Regions from separate parts of the Homo sapiens genome. Here region 2 is linked to region 1. Evidence: read pairs that join two places in POLR2A ChIA-PET (ENCODE). Cell type or tissue: Panc1. All regions are shown on one strand. Links, peaks and the distances in the headings refer to the core of each region. The heading gives the core; the rest is flanking DNA. Region 1 overlaps MARCHF5 (membrane associated ring-CH-type finger 5). Region 2 holds the start of LOC107984254 (a long non-coding RNA gene).

Region 1 (8,338 bases), core at 28-8,027:
AAATAGAAAGAAAGAAAGAAAGAAAAGGAGAAAGATTAAGAGAATGAGAAGACAACCAAGGAGAAAAGATCTGCCCAAGACATCTGACAAAGAACTTTTATCCAAAATATCCAAAGAACTCTTAAAGGTCAACAATGAGAAAACTATCACTCTGATTTTAAAGTGTACACCTCATCAAAGAAGATATACAGATGGCATATAAACAAATGCAAAGATGTTTCACATCATATGTCATTAGAAAATTTCAAATTAAAATGAGATACCTCTATACATCTATCAGAATGACCCAAATCAAAAACACTGGCAAGGATGTGGAGCAACAGGAACTCCCATCCATTGCTGGTGAAAATGCAAAATGGTACATGGTACAGCCACTTTGGAGGATAGTTTCAAGGCTTCTTACAAAACTAAACATACTTGTATCATACAATCCAGCAATCATGCTCCTTGGTATTTACCCCAATGAGTTGAAAATTTATGTCCACACAAAATTCTGTACATGGATGTGTACAGCTTTATTCATAATAGCCAAAACTTGAAAGCAACCAAGATGTCTTTCAGTACATGAATGGATAAACTGTGGGACATCCAGACAATGTAAGAGTATTCAGTACTAAAATGAAATGATCTACCAAGCTACAAAAAGACACAGAGGAAATTAAATGCATGTTACTAAATGAAAGACAATCTGAAAAGGCTACATACTGTACGAGTCCAACTATATGACCTTGTGGAAAAGGGAAAACCATGGAGAAAAAAAAAGATGTATGGTGGCCAGGAGCTCGGGGAGGGATGAACAGATGGAGCATAGAGGATTTTTAGGTCAGTGAAACTATTCTGTATAATACTATAATGGTGGATACATGTTATTATACAGTTGTCAAAACCCTGAATCAACCCTTTATACATTATAAATTATACAGTTGTCAAAACCAAGAGTGAACCCTAATGTAAACTATGGACACTCTGGGTGGTAATGATGTGTCAACTTAAGTTCGCTGACTGTAAAAAATGTAACACTCTGGTACAAGATGTTGATAGTGGGGAAAGTAGTCAGCACTCTGTGTGTGTGTGGTCAGGGGTGGAGGCTGGCATATGGTTTACTGTGAACCTAAAAAGGCTCTAAAATCTATTTAAAAATAACAGAAACAGAAAGAGGGGCTGGGTGCAGTGGCATACACCTGTACTCCCAGCTAACCAGGATACTGACGCAGGAAGATCACTTGAGCCCATGAGTTCAAGGCTGCAGTGTACTATGACTGCACCTGTTAACAGCTACTGCACTCCAGCCTGAGCAACATGGCAAGACTGAAAAAGAATAAAGAAGGTGGCTGGGGACCGGTGGCTCACGCCTGTAATCCCAGCACTTTGGGAGGCCAAGGTGGGTGGATCACGAGGTCAAGAGATCAAGACCATCCTGGCCAACATGGTGAAACCCCGTCTCTACTAAAAATATAAAAATTAGCTGGGCGTGGTGGTGCACGCCTATAGTCCCAGCTACTCAGGAGGCTGAGGCAGGAGAATTGCTTGAACCCAGGAGGCGGAGGTTGCAGTGAGCTGAGATCATGCCACTGCACTCCAGCCTGGCGACAGGGCGACACTCCATCTCAAAAACAAAGAAAGAAAAAAAAAAGGGCTAGATGTGATGGTGCACTTTGGGAGGCCTAGCTGGGCTGATTACTTGAGCTCAGGAGTATGAGACCAGCCTGGACAACATGGCAAAACCCTGTCACTATAAAAAAAAAAAAAAATACAAAAACTAGCTGGGTATGGTGATGAGCACCTGCAGTCCCAGCTACTTGGGAGGCTGAGGTGGGAGGATCACTTGAGCCCAGGAAGTCAAGGTTACAGCAAGCTGAGATTGTGCCACTGCATCCCAGCATGTTTGACAGAGTGAGGCCCTGTCTCAAAAAAAAAAAAAAAAAAGGACAAAAAGAAAGATCCCAAGTCAACTAATCTTCTACCTTAAGAAACTAAAAGGAGAAAAGCAAACTAAACCCAAATCAAGCAGAAGGAAGAAAGGACATAAATATTAGGGTGGATAAAAATGAAACAGAGAATGCAAGAATAGAAAGAAAAAACTCTGACAAATCTTTTTTTTTTTTTTTTTTTTTTTTTTTTGAGACGGAGTTTCGCTCTTGTTGCCCAGGCTGGAGTGCAGTGGTGTGATCTCGGCTCACTGAAACCTTCGCCTCCTGGGTTCAAGTGATTCTGCTGCTTCAGCCTCCCAAGTAGCTGGGATTATAGGTGCCCGCCACCATGCCCGGCTAATTTTATATTTTTAGTAGAGACGGGGTTTTTCCATGTTGGTCAGGCTGGTCTTGAACTCCCGACCTCAGGTGATCCGCCCGCCTCGGCCTCCCAAAGTGCTGGGATTACAGGCATGAGCCACCACGCCTGGCCAACCCTGACAAATCTTTAGCTAGACTGACCAGAAAAAAAGAGAAGATTCAAATGACTAAAATCATGAATTAAGGAAGGGGCATTACTACCAATCTTACAGAAATGAAAAGGATTATTAAAAAATACTATAAATAACTATATGCCAACAAATTAGATAATATACATGAAATGGACAAATTTGTATGATACAAACTATCAAAACTAATTCAAGAAGAAATAGAAAATCTGAATAGACCTGTAAGTAATGAGATTGAATTAGTAATTAAAACATTTTCCATGAAGAAAAGCCCAGGACCAAATGGCTTCACTGCTCCCAAACATTTAAAACACCAATCCTTCACAAACTCTTTTAAAAAACATAAAGGAGGGATCACTTCCCAACTTATCCTATGAGCCAGTATGATTCCAGCACCAAAACCAAAGATGTCACAAAAGAACTACAGACCAATACCCATTATGAGTACAGACACAAAAGTTCCCAACAAAGTACTAGCAAACATGACCAAGTAGAACTTATCCCAGGAACCCCAGGCGAGTCTAATATGAAAATCAACCAATATGCCATATTATTAGAATACAGAACAATACTCACATGATTATCAATAGACAGAGAAACAGCATTTGACAAAACCCAACACTTTTTCATGACAAAAGCCCTCAACAAACTACAAATAGATGGGACATCCTCAACCTGATAAAGGCCATCTCTGAAAAACCCAGTTAACATACACTCACGTGTTACTCAATGATGGGTATCCACACACAGGGATAAATGTGTCCTTAGGCCATTTTGTAGTTTTGTGCACATCACAGAGTCGGTATGGTGTAGCCTATTTACACACCTAGGCTATATGGTATAGCCTACTGCTCTTAGCCTACAAACCTGCACAGCATGTTACTGTATTGAATACTGTAGGCAAATACAATGGTATTTGCGTTCCTAAACATAGGAAAGGTACAGTAAAAATATGGTATAAAAGATAAAAGATGGTATACCTGTATAGAACACTTAATCATGAATGGAGCTTCCAAGGCTGGAAGTCTGGAAGTTGCTCTGGGTGATTCAGTGAATGGGTGATGAGTGAATGTGAAGGCCTAAGACATTACTATACACTATTATAGACTTTATACACATTGTACACTTATTACACTGAATTTATAATTTTTAATAATAAATTAACCTTAGCTTACTGTAACTTTTAAACTCTATACACTTTTAACTTTAACTTTGACTCTTTTGTATTAACAGCTTAAAACACATATTGTACAGTTGTGCGAAAAATTTTTTATCCTTATTTTATAAGCTTTTTTCTATTTTTAAAATTTATTATTCTTACTTTTTAAACTTTTTTGTTAAAAACTAAGACACAAATACACACATTAGCCTAGGCCTACACAGGGTCAGGATCATCAATTAATATCATTGTCTTCCATCTCTACATCTTGTCCCACTAGAAGGTCTTCAGGGGCAAAAACAAACATGAAGCTACTATCTCCTATGAGAATAATGCCTTCTTCTGAAACACCTCCTGAAGGATATGCCTGAGGCTGTTTTACAGTTACTTTTTAAGTAAAAGAAGTATACTCTAAAATAATGATAACAAGTGGTTGGGTATGGTGGATCATGCCTGTAATCACAGTGCTTTGGGAGGCCAAGGAAGGAAGGCCCCTGTAAGTCAGAAGAGAGAAATCAGCCTGGGCAACAAAGCACGACCTTGTCTCTACAAAAAATAAAAAAAAAATTAGCCAGGTTTGGTGGCATGCACCTGTAGTCCCAGCTATTTGGGAGGCTGAAGCAGGAGGATCCCTTGAGCCCAGGAGTTCAAGATTACAATGAGCTATGATCATGACACTGCACTCCAGCCTGGGTGACACAGTAAGACCCTGTCTCTATATTAAAAAAATTTTTTTTGCAGTAAGCTGAGATTGCACCACTGCACTCCAGCCTGGGCAACAGAGTGAGACTCTGTCTCAAAAAAAAAAAAAAGAAAAGAAATTTTTTTTTTTTTTTGGCCAGGTGCAGTGGCTCACGCCTGTAATCCCAGCACTTTGGGAGGCCAAGACGGGCAGATCATGAGGTCAGAAGCTCGAGACCAGCCTGATCAACATGGTGAAACCCTGTCTATACTGAAATACAAAAATTAGCTGGGCACGGTGGCAGGTGCCTGTAATCCCAGCTACTCAGGAGGCTGAGGCAGGAGAATTGCTTCAACCTGGGAGGCGGAGGTTGCAGTGAGCCGAGATTGCGCCACTGCACTCCAACCTGGGCAACAGAGTAAGACTCCCTCTCAGAAAAAAAAACAAAAAACAAAAAAACAAAAAACAAACACACAAAATTTTTTAAAAGTAATGATAAAAAGTAAAGTAGAGGCCGGGCGCGGTGGCTCACGCCTGTAATCCCAGCACTTTGGGAGGCCGAGACAGGCAGATCACGAGGTCAGGAGATCGAGACCATCCTGGCTAACACGGTGAAACCCCGTCTCTACTAAAAATACAAAAATTAGCCGGGCATGGTGGCGTGCGCCTGTAGTCCCAGCTACACGGGAGGCTGAGGCAGGAGAATGGCGTGAACCCGGGAGGCGGAGCTTGCAGTGAGTCGAGATCGCGCCACTGCACTCCAGCCTGGGCGACAAGAGCGAAACTCCGTCTCAAAAAAAAAAAAAAAGTAAAGTAGATACATAAACCAGTAACACAGTCATTTATTACCAAGCATTATGTACTGTATAAAACTGTTACATGTTATATTTTTATATGACTGCTAGTACAGGTTTGTTTATACCTTCATCACCACAATCAGGTGAATGATGCATTGCACTACTATGTTACCACAGCTACAATGCCACAAGGTGATGGGAATTTTTCGACTCAATTATAATCTTAGGGGACCACCACTGTGGTTGTTATTGACCTAAACATTAAGTACAGTGTAGTACGGCTATAGTTAACGGTGAAAAGTCGTCAGGCACAGCGGCTCACGCCTGTAATCCCAGCACTTTAGGAGGCCGAGGCGGGTGGATCACCTGAGGTCAGGAGTTTGAGACCAGCCTGGCCAACATGGTGAAACCCCAACTCTACTAAAAATACAAAAATTAGCCAGGCTTGGTGGTGGGTGCCTGTAATTCCAGCTACTTGGGAGGCCGAGGCAGGAGAATCACGTGTACCAACCTCTGCAGTAGGCAGAGGTTGCAGTGAGCCGAGATTGTGCCACTGCACTCCAGCCTGGGAGACAAGAGTGAGATTCCATCTTAGAAAAAAAAGAAAAGATTGGATGATTTCCCCCTAAGAACAAGAACAAGATAAGGATGTCTGTTTTTTTTTTTTCCGTTCTTTCTCTCTCCCTTTATTGTTTGTAGCTGCGACCCCAGGTGCACACCACCATACCTGGCTAATTTTCTGTATTTTTTTGTGGAGACTGGGTTTTGCCATGTTCCCCAGGCTGGTCTCGAACTCCTGGGCTCAAGCAATCTGCCTGCCTTGTCCTCCCAAAATGCTGGGATTACAGTTGTGGGCCCCTAGCCATTTTTTTTTTTTTTTTTGAGACAGGGTCTCACTCCAGTTGCCCAGGCTGGAGTCCAGTGGCATTCTCTTGATACACTGAAACCTCCGCCTCTCGGGTTCAAGTGATTCTAGCGCCTCAGCCTCCTGAGTAGCTGGGACTATAGGTGTGCTCTTAGACCTGGCTAATTTTTTGTATTTTTAGTAGAGATGGAGTTTTGCTATGTTGCCGAGGCTGGTTTCAAACTCCTGCACTCAAGCAATCTGCCTGCCTCAGCCTCCCAAAGTGCTGGGATTACAGGTATGAGCCACGGCTCCCAGCCAAGGATATCTGCTTTCATCACTTCTATTTAATACTGCACTAAAGGTTATAACCAGGGCAATTAGCCAAGAAAATGAAATAAATGATTCACATTGGGCCAGGCATGGTGGCTCACACCTGTAATCCCAGCACTTTGGGAGGCTTAGGCGGGTGGATCACCTGAGGTCAGGAGTTCTAGACCAGCCTGGCCAACATGGTGAAACACTGTCTCTACTAAAACTACAAAACTTAGCTGGGCATGGTGGCGTGTGCCTGTAATCCCAGCTACTGGAGAGGGTGAGACAGGAGAACTGACAGAACCCAGGAGGCAGAGGTTGCAGTGAGCTGAGATCATGGCGCTGTACTCCAGCCTGGGCAACAGAGCGAGACTGTGCCTCAAAAAAAAAAAAAAAAGCATTCAGATTGGGAAACAAAAAGTAAAACTATTTCTGTTCAACAATGACATGATCTTATATTAGAAAATCCTAAGGAATCCATCAAGAAGTATCCAAATTATTAAGCAAGTTCAGCAAGGTCACAGGATACAAGGTCAATTTACAAAAATCAATTGTTGCTGATTGTGTTCCAAGACAGAAAACAAAAATTGTATTCTACATACTTAAACAATCTAAAAACAAAGTTAAGAAAACAATTCCATTTACACAATGTATCAAAAAGAACAAAATATTTAGAAACAAATTTAAAAACTAAAAAAAAAATCTAAAAACTATAAAACAATGTTGAGAGAAGTTAAAGAAAATAAATCTTGCCTGGGCGTGGTGGCTCACACCTGCAATCCCAGGATTTTGGGAGGCCAAGGTGGGTGGATCACCTGAGGTCAGGAATTTGAGACCAGCCTGGGCAACGTGGTGAAACCCTGTCTCTACAAAAAATACAAAAATTAGTCAGGCGTGCTGGCGCATGTCTGTAATCCCAGGGAGGCCGAGGCAGGAGAAACTGCTTGAACCCAGGAGGCAGAGGTTGCAGTGAGCCAACTTCGCACCACTGCACTCTAGCCTAGATGACAGTGCGAGATCCGTCTCAAAAAATAATAATAATAAAAGAAAATAAATCTAGTGTGAATCAGTCCCTTGGGAGTCAAGATCTCTCTACCTTTGAGATGCTCTCCTCTGAATTCTTCTGCCTGAACAAGGTTATTACCAGGTCTCAAAGTTTATGGACAGGTTTTATTTATAAAACAAACTTTTTTCAGTTGGTATTCCTTTCATGTTTTAAAGCAATGGTTTTTAAATTTAATGTGCATAGAAATCACTCAATTATCTCATTAAAATGCACATTTCAGCTGGGTGTGGTGGTTCTTGCCTACATTCTCAGTACTTTGGAAGGCCAACGGGGTTTGGGAGGGGGATCCCTTGAGGCCAGGAAGTTTGAGACTGGGCAACATAGTGATCCCCCTCTCTAAAAAGAAAAAAAAAATTAGCTGGGTGTGGTGGCACGTGCCTGTAACCCCATCTACTTGGAAGGCTGAGGCAAGAAGACTGCTTGAGCCCAGGAGTCTGAGGCTGCAGTGAGCTATGATCATGCTGCTGTACTCCAGCGTAGGCAACAAAGCAAAACACTGTCTTTAAAAAATAAAAATTAAAAAAAGCAGACTTCTATTCAGTAAAAGTGGGGTGGAGGAAGGGGGTGGTGTTCTGCATTCCTAATAACTGCCAGACAATGCTAATGTTGCTGGTCCTCAGATCATACTTTGAGTAGCAAGGTTTTAAGTAGGTACATACATACAACTGGCTTGGCTCACCAGAAAAAAAGAAAAAAGCAAACTGTAACATGGGTGGCAAACAGTGAGAAGGATAAAACTCTGACGAATCCTCTTAAGTTTTTCACAACTGAGTACAATAAGTAACTCCCTATTAACAATGAAGAACATACACTTATATTACCTCTTCATTCCTGCCATGACTAAGTACCAGAAAAGATGCAGAATTGGCCAGCTAGCATCATCCAGACTGGGGCTAAATTCATTTGAAAAGTTAAAAAAAAAACACAAAATCTGCTGCATAGAGATCATCCCATAGAATATTAACCATCATCACCTTTCCCTCTCTGTATCTTCTTTTATTCCTTCTTCTAGTCAGTGTTTATCAAGTGTCTTTGGGGACCAATGGCAGTCCCTGG
Region 2 (8,338 bases), core at 122-8,121, 210 kb after region 1:
AACACCTTTTTATACGTTATCTTACAACCTACATCTCTGTAAGGTAATTGGGACAAATATTTGGTTTCTTCATTTGACAGAGAAGAGAGCCAGGATTCAGAAATGTTAATATTCAAGTTCATGGTTCCACCACTTACTGGGTGATCTTGAACAAGTCGCTTAATCACTCTGTGTAATTTCCTTAAATATAAAGCAGAATTCAAAATAGGGCTTACCACATAGGGTGTGTGTGAAGATGAAATGAGTTAATGTCCACAAGGCACTTAGAACAGTGTCTGGTGCATAGTAAATCTCAACAAATGTTAGCTATTAGCTGTTATTATCACATAGCTACTAAATGTTAGGACTTGTACCCGAATCTAGACCTTCTGTCTCCTAGTCCAGAACACTTCCTAGTACCATGTGCAATTTACCTTTTAGTAAATCATTGATTGGATTTCCGCCTCACATTGACCTTGTTATTCTTGAAGGGATCTTTTTCTACTTTGTTTACTTTGACTTTAAATTTTTCAAGATCAAAAGGGAAATATGTTCGAAAGATTCTTCCTGATTTTAAAAAATCCTCTGATTTCTGTTGTCATCTGGGTTTGCTTGACCTTGAAGTATCAGAAGGTGTTTTAGCAGGTGAAGATATCATAAAGTTGTTTTCAAGAGTGATTTTGGGTGTTTCCGGTGAATTCTGTTTTGGTTGGAAGGCCTAAAGTGGGAAGTAGAGTTAGAAGAAATTGTTGAACTACAGCCCAGATTTTGGGGGGTTGGGGGGAGTTTAGCCATGTCTCTTATCTACAGTGCTGAGAGAATATTGCCATTACAGAAAATGGCAGCTTGGTGACCTCAGAGTAAAGATAATTGTTTTGACACAGGATTATTTATAGTAAAAGAGCCATCCTAAAGAAATTGGTAAACTGTTATGGACCATTTCCTGGGAAAGGAGAAATTGTTTATAGATATTTCTCTTGATAATAGTATTTGTAGCAGGCTTTTACTTGTGACTCCCAGTTGTTTTTACTCTATCTACTGCCAGTGTAGATATTTTATGGCTGTGAGATGGGCCTAAGTGAAAATCTGCGTGCTTTTGTGGGAGCTGCTCAGCTGCTATAGGGAGACAACCGCCTTTTCTTTGGATGCCCAAGGTCAATGCAAAACTGGATTTGATGTTGAAGATTGCAGAGGGTGGGCAGTGATGTGAAGGAAAAATGGAGTCAGCCAGGAGGCCTTCTTGAGGCAAGGAATAAGAGAAAGCCCCAACTCACTGGGCATTCCCTATCACCAGGCCTTTTTGATGTGTACATAATACAATATATACATAGATGGAGTACTCTGACTGCAGGGTGTTCAATATGCTTATGATCTTTGTGGATATCTGTACCAGTATTTAACTTGGTAAGAGAGGAGGTTTGAAAGAACCTGCTGAGACCTCCTCTTTGTGATATTTGGACTTTTTAACCCACCTTATCTCTAATATTATCTTTAGTAAGTAGAATTAATGTTCTCATATTAAGTGAAAACACTGAATTTTTAAGATTCCCTGGCACCTGGTGATAGTTCAATACTGTTTGCAAAAGAGGATATGAAGAAATGATGTATGTATTGTCTTTTCTAGTTTTGCAGTCAGGTTTTATTTTTCCTGACTAGCCATCAACAGAATCTTCTGACCTATGCAGCATGAGACCAAAGCCCAGAAAACAGCTCTTGGTCCTAAAACCTTGGCAGTCTCTCTCTTGCAACTACATGGCTGCCCATTCAATTTGGTGCCTTTTCCTGTGTGTTAGTTTCTGCCTGCTATGCTAGGGAGTGGCTGGTCTTTTTTTCTGCTATATTTGCCTGGATGCTCTGTATAGTAGATGGGGAGTTGGAGAAAAGGCTAAAAACGAATAGCCATTATCCATTGCCACTGTCATTACATGTTGCCCAGGACTCCAGAGAGCTTTGCTTCTTAGCCAGTTGATTATGAATTAAACACCTCTGATGTGTGAGAATCTTCTGTATGTGGGGATTCTTATCCTTCTCTGCCATTTACATTCTTCTGATATGCAATGTACCAGAGAAGAACTGTGTTGATGATGGTTTCCTTTGAGGTTAGTAGCAGAGTTGGGAGTTGAGGAATGACAGCTGAGAGATTTAGCAAAGCTAGCAGGGTTGTAGAGAAGTTGAAAGCTTAGACTAGTTCATGACGGGCCTTTGCTCTGTCATCATTTATGAATGCCAGTGTGGCCACAAGTGCCACAGGTGGCCCCTTGAATATCTGTTGCTCTCTTTAAAGTCTTTGCTGATTCTCCCAAGTTGGGCCTTTGCTCCTTGTGATTTCAGTGACACATTTTGTCCCCACTTATCTCCCTCAGCTTTGTAGTGAGTAGTTAATTGTCTAAATGTTTGTTTCATCTACTTCATAAGTTTCTTTACAAGAGGAACCTGGGGCCGGGCGTGGTGGCTCACACCTGTAATCCCAGCACTTTGGGAGGCCGAGGCAGATGGATCACTTGAAGTCAGGAGTGTGAGACCAGCCTGGCCAACATGGTGAAACCCTGTCTCTACTAAAAATACAAAAATTAGACGGATGTGGTGGCGGGCGCCTGTAATCCCAGCTACTTGGGAGGCTGAGGCACACGAACTGCTTGAACCCGGGAGGCAGAAGTTGCAGTGAGCCGAGATCATACCACAGAGATTGTGCCACTGCACTGAGATTGGGTGACAGAGCAAGACTGCATCTCAAAAAAAAAAAAAAAAAAAAAAAGGAACGTGGTCTTGCTTATTTTAGTATTCTCATAAACCATGGATATGTCCCACTTGTATCAGTTACTCGGTAAATCTTATGGAATTAAACTGAAAAAAACTGGCTGTGTCTATGGAAATCCTGCAGCTAATGTCCATTTTTCTAGACCTACTGTACTCTGCCAAGAGGGTATCTCTTAGAGAAGCAGAGCACCATCATCAGAAATAGCAGGCAAAAGCACACCAGCTTATTGTTGGCCTTTTTAAAAACTTTTTTGAAGCTTTTTGTGTGTGTGTGTTTGTGTGTCAACAAAGCTTTGTTAAAATATCATTCACATACCATACAACTCACCAATGTGACATGTGCATGTCAGTGGTTTTCAGCATGTTTACAGAGTTGTGCAATCATCAGCACAATCAATTTTAGAAAATTTATCATCCCAAAAAGAAACTCAGTGCCTATTCCCTCCAGCTTCCCCATCCTAGGCAGCCACTAATCTATTTTTTGTCTTGATAGATTTGCTGGTTCTGGACATATTTTGTCTGGCTTCTTTCACTTAGCATAATATTTTCAAGGTTTATCCCTGTGGCATGTGGCCAGCCTAGAGCTTTGTAGAAATTGGAAAGCAGGTGGTGCTTGTTTCCTGGCTACTTGTTAGTTGTGGCTAAGGCCAATGGTGAGTCCACTTGCCCTCATTAAGGATAACCAGATGTATTTAGTGGAAATTCCATAGATGTGTTCTAAACTTGCTTCTGTGAGTAATTGTAAAAATTAAACAAGGTAATATCAATGAGCACCTAACTTAGTTCCTGGACAAAGTCCCTTTGTCCCACTTGAACTTCTTAGATTTTAGTAAGAATTTGCCAAAATGAAACAACAGATAATTTGTAATTGGTACTTTGAGTTTAATGTACTGATTCTTCCTCTACCCTTTTGTTTTTGCTCTCCCCAAGGCTATGCCTTTCTGCTGTTCCAAGAGGAAAGCTCAGTACAAGCTTTGATAGATGCCTGCCTAGAAGAAGATGGGAAACTCTACCTGTGTGTGTCAAGCCCCACCATCAAGGACAAGCCAGTAAGTAATACATGGCCAGCTGTTGCTTTTCCAGAGCACATATGCTATTGGAATAGCTGACCTCCTCTTTCTGATAATGGAAATGCTGGTAACTAGGATCCTCTTACCCAGCTTGGCCTTGCTATGCAGTAGAGTTGGACTTTCGTTGGTGATGGGAAACTAACAACAAATTACTCAGTATTCATTTTATACCTTTGGGACTGTGTGTAAACAAATATGTCCTTGTCTTTCACTTACAGCTCTTTTAAGCTAATTCCTATTCAGAAATTCTGAATCGAGGTAAATAATGCTCTTAGCGGTTTTGGCAGCTGGTTTCCGTCATTATTTCAGATCAAGAACGGAGTTATTTATTTTTGAAAAAGGTCATAATTGTTGATGTTTATGTGCCTCTGAATGCAAGGCATTGTGCTGGGTGGTACCCACAGCTAGTTAAATAGAGCCTTCTGGGTCAGGAGCTTACACTCTAAAATGGATAGTTTCAACAGAGCAGGAGAGGAGAAGGGCAGAGAACGTGGAGCTAAAACCATAATACAGAGTTTGTGGTTAAGAGTTTGTGGCTTCTGAGCCAGAGTATGAATGAGTAAGTCACTGGATAAGGGAGGAAGATTGTGTCCTTCCTCTGGCAGAAGAGCTATCAGTGGAGAAGGGGCAAGATCATGTTCAGAGCAGAATAAACGAACTTCATTTATGTGACAGAAGTAGGGATCTGTGGGAAGTTGGCAGGGGTAGGGTGAGGTGAGTTTGTGTGTCAAGGCTTGGTGCTAGATGTGGCAAATAGAGTAAAAATATGACACAGAGTGGGCAAGAGACCAGAGCTGTATATACCACAGGGCCTGCAGCGGCCTTTGTATGACTAGCACTGGAAATGTAGGGCCTACTTAGCAGCTAGGTTTATTTTCAGAAATGTGCATGGGGAAATAGTTGGATTGAATATAGAAGTTTGAGTGTTGACTCTTGTATTTAAATATCTGCTTGGCTTTGAATAAATCATCTAATCCTTGCTGAACTGTGGTTTCCTCACCTGGAAGATGGGAAGAATAATCATTCTTCCCTGGGTTGTTGAGAGGCTCAGATAAGAGGAAAATGAATGTGAAAGCATTTGGTAGAGGTCAGATACTTGTACAAATTTAACTGGCTAATGTTGTCAGTCCTACATAGGATTCAATAGAGCAAGATTAGAACTCAGCTATATGGCAATATCTGTTGAGAAGGATGATGACATCTTTAACAGGGTTTACAACTGTTTGCTAAAAAATGATGTTGAGACTTGGCCACCTATAAAGGGGAGAGTGCAGCACTTAAAGCAGAAGAAAGAACTACTAAAGAATGGGGATATTGAGAGTATTCATTGGAGAGTAAGCAAATGATGTGGAAAAAGAGGCAAGGATTTTAGCCAGTATAAAAGTGCCACTGTAATTTTCAAATTTGGAGGCTGTTGCCAAATTTTGGAGTAGTATGAGTTTGGAAAGTCTGTACCCAAAGAAGAAACAAGTCCCCCTCCACACACACAAAAAATCTGTACCTGGCCAGGTACAGTAGCTCACGCCTGTAATCCCAGCACTTTGGGAGGCCAAGGTGGGTGGATCACGAGGTCAGGAGATCAAGACCATCCTGGCTAACACGGTGAAACCCCTTCTCTACTAAAAATACAAAAAAATAGCTGGGGGTGGTGGCACGTGCCTGTAATCCCAGCTACTTGGGAGGCTGAGGCAGTAGAATCGCTTGAACCCAGGAGGCGGAGGTTGCAGTGAGCCGAGATCGCGTCATTGCATTCCAACCTGGGCGACAGAGTGAGACTGTCTCAAAAAAAAAAAAAAAATCTGTACCCAATTTGGTAGGATCAGATATCTGAGAGGTAAATTCTCAACCTCCAGAGAGCCTCTGCTACTGGCATGCCAGTTGGAGAGAAGCTGGAGTGAGCTGGGAAGGTTTAAGGTCACACACTGTAGGAGAGGATTAGAAATAAATTTTTCTACATAAAAAGGCAGAGGGATAGTAGTACATGTTGAAATAGTTATGTCCATGCAGGTTAAGAAGCTAGAGATGAACACGCAGAGTTTATATACTTTGGAAGAATCGTGTCACTGGCTCTGTAGGGAAGGAGAATAATATGCCTTGTGGGACAAGCCTTCAGCTGGACAGGATGTCTCTTGAGCAGGGAGTGAGCAGCAGTAGGGGTCAGATGGAGGTGTTGTGGTGACAATGCCATTACTCTTGAGTGTTTTCAGTAGAAACACATGTATTATCCTTGGATTGAAGGACTTTTGAAAATAATTAGTAGAATTAATCTGTTTTGGAAATGTTTATGGGGAAACTAGCTTTCACTGTTTGTGTTTTGGCAAATTCTGCCTTATTACAGTTTTCATTTTCTGAGCTCAAGTGCAGCAGTTTTATTGTAGCTTGGTGAATTCTGAATGGCGACTGCCAATCACACATTTCTTTGACCCAGGCATACTCAGAATTTCCAGCATAAACAGTTTTAGTAAAACTTAGGATAGGAAACTTAAAAGTCCCCAAACACCTGCAATTTTAATGAACTGGATCCTATTTTGGGTTCTACTCTTTTGGCTCTATTTTTGAAAACTTCTCTTACTTGGTTTTAGCTCCACATCTACCACCCCACCACCACCCCCTGCCTCATTTATGCATATGTCCCTACCTAGGTTCTGGTACATTCCACCTCATTGTGCATGCTCCCATGAGGGGAAAAAAAGTAAGAACTGTGTTGAACCTTTGGAAGTAAATGAGGACCTTGGCAGTAGCTCAAGGCAAAGTCAACCTTTGGTGCTCACTCACCAAACTTTTTTTGAGCCATGGTGCTTCCTTGCTCCCAGCTTTTGGCTTGGCTAGCCTTTATTTTCTACCTTTCAGGATCCCAGTGCCCTTGTTCTGTTGTTTCATTTTTTCTGACCCTCCCTGGATTTCTTCTTGGAAATACACCATGTTCTAAAATGACCTTGCAGATTTTCTACCCTTTATCTTTCTTTCTCATCGTTTCCCCTCAAACTCCTGTTCCCTTTGGAACAGATTAATCAGATTGTTTTTCTAATGCAGAACCTGATAGTGAGGTCTCCTTTCACCCATCTTGTCCAGGATCATACTTGCTTTTTTTAACTCAAATGAATTCCAAATTTGTGGATTTCAGGTTGTGTTAGGGAGATATTTTTCATCAGTGACTACTTCTTATTAAATTACTCAACTCAGACTATTCTGTGTATAGGTCTGGTCCTGAAAGATTGCAGAAGGAACTGTATTTATGGCCTAATTAGTTGACTTCCTCAGTTCCAAAGAATGGGAAGACAAATTGGCAAGAGCAAGAGGAGGTATTGAGGAGCTTCTAGATCTATGATTTTTTTTTTCCTTCTCCAGTAAGAGGAGTTTCATAGCTCAGGTATCCCAGGCATATCAGAAGACAGCTGTGTCCATGTGCAAGGGTTCCAGTGAAGCAGGCAGACATTGTGCACAGTGGTCCCTCTCATCAAAGTGACTCTATTTTTTGACTATATTAATAGATTGAACCTGAAGGTTCAAGACAGCAAGCTAATAGAGCAAGGGACCTAGAAGGTCTAGCAGAGATAGGGGCTGAAAAAGAGTAATCTTGAAAAGAAGGTGGAGAAGGAGCTATTTAAGGTTCTAGAACATGTTGGCCAGAGATGTGGGATAGCAAACACCTTGAAAGGATTATCAGAGGAGTTTCCTGCTTCCTGCTCCTTATGATTTATTTATAGCACGACTACAATTTCTCTATATCCTGAAATACAACAGAGTGATTTTGCTATAAATTTAAAAACCATATTACCAAACTAAAGTATGCTTATGTGGGGATCCATTCTTTACGTTATTGCTCAGGTAATGTGGTCATCCACTTAAAACTTGAAAAATGAAAATCGAAAAGAATGGTAAGAATAAGGAATCTGGAAATAAAGGCCAATTTAATTCTTCAGTTTTTAATTCTGTCCCATGTGTCTGTCATTCTGGTGTTTCCTCCTCCCCCTGTTTGTATATGAGTGGGATCTGTAGCACTTTTCATTCACACCTCTTTGGTTACAAAAGCAGTCCAGATCCTTTTCCCAGCTATTTAAGACCTTCCCAATCTGGCTTCAATTTTTTCCAACTTTGCTTTTTTCTGCTTTCCTTCTGAACCCCATATTTTAACCAAACAGAAATATCTATGCTCTCATCTTGATTCCTTTCTTCCTTCCTTCCTTTTTCTTTTTTTCTTTTTTCTTTCTTTCTTTTTTTTTTTTTTTTTTTTTTTTTTGAGACAGAGTCTTGCTCTTTTGCCTAGGCTGGAGTGCAGTGGTGCGATCTCAGCACACTGCAACCTCTGCCTTCTGAGTTCAAGTGATTCACCTGCCTTAGTCTCCCAGGTAGCTGGGATTACAGGCATGTGTCACCACACCTGGCTAATTTTTGTATTTTTAGTAGAGACGGGGTTTCACCATGTTGGCCAGGCTGGTCTCGAACTCCTCACCTCAGGTGATCCACCCGCCTTGGACTCCCAAAGTGCTAGGATTACAAGCGTGAGCCACCGCACCTGGCCTCCCATCTCA

The links. Peaks named below come from ENCODE experiments on the same cell type or tissue, not always from the same donor. Only the 100,000 strongest peaks of a DNase experiment are listed, where the experiment ranks them.
Region 2: POLR2A ChIA-PET joins it to region 1 with 15 read pairs; 3 of 35 experiments call an interaction of 5 or more read pairs at or near these places.

What each region holds. Positions count from the first base shown.
Region 1 is chr10:92,316,028-92,324,365 of GRCh38, reverse strand. All of the region lies in intron 2 of MARCHF5 (membrane associated ring-CH-type finger 5), which reads right to left. Among named protein-coding and RNA genes, the nearest start is that of MARCHF5, 29 kb to the right of the region's middle. In Panc1, for the core only: no CTCF peak of the experiment used is centred there; no DNase peak of the experiment used is centred there.
Region 2 is chr10:92,106,523-92,114,860 of GRCh38, reverse strand. CPEB3 (cytoplasmic polyadenylation element binding protein 3) reads left to right here. Exons shown (of 10, transcript NM_014912.5): 7 at 3,667-3,785. It overlaps LOC107984254 (a long non-coding RNA gene), which reads right to left and starts at 2,478. Exons shown (of 2, transcript XR_001747551.3): 1 at 1-2,478. In Panc1, for the core only: no CTCF peak of the experiment used is centred there; no DNase peak of the experiment used is centred there.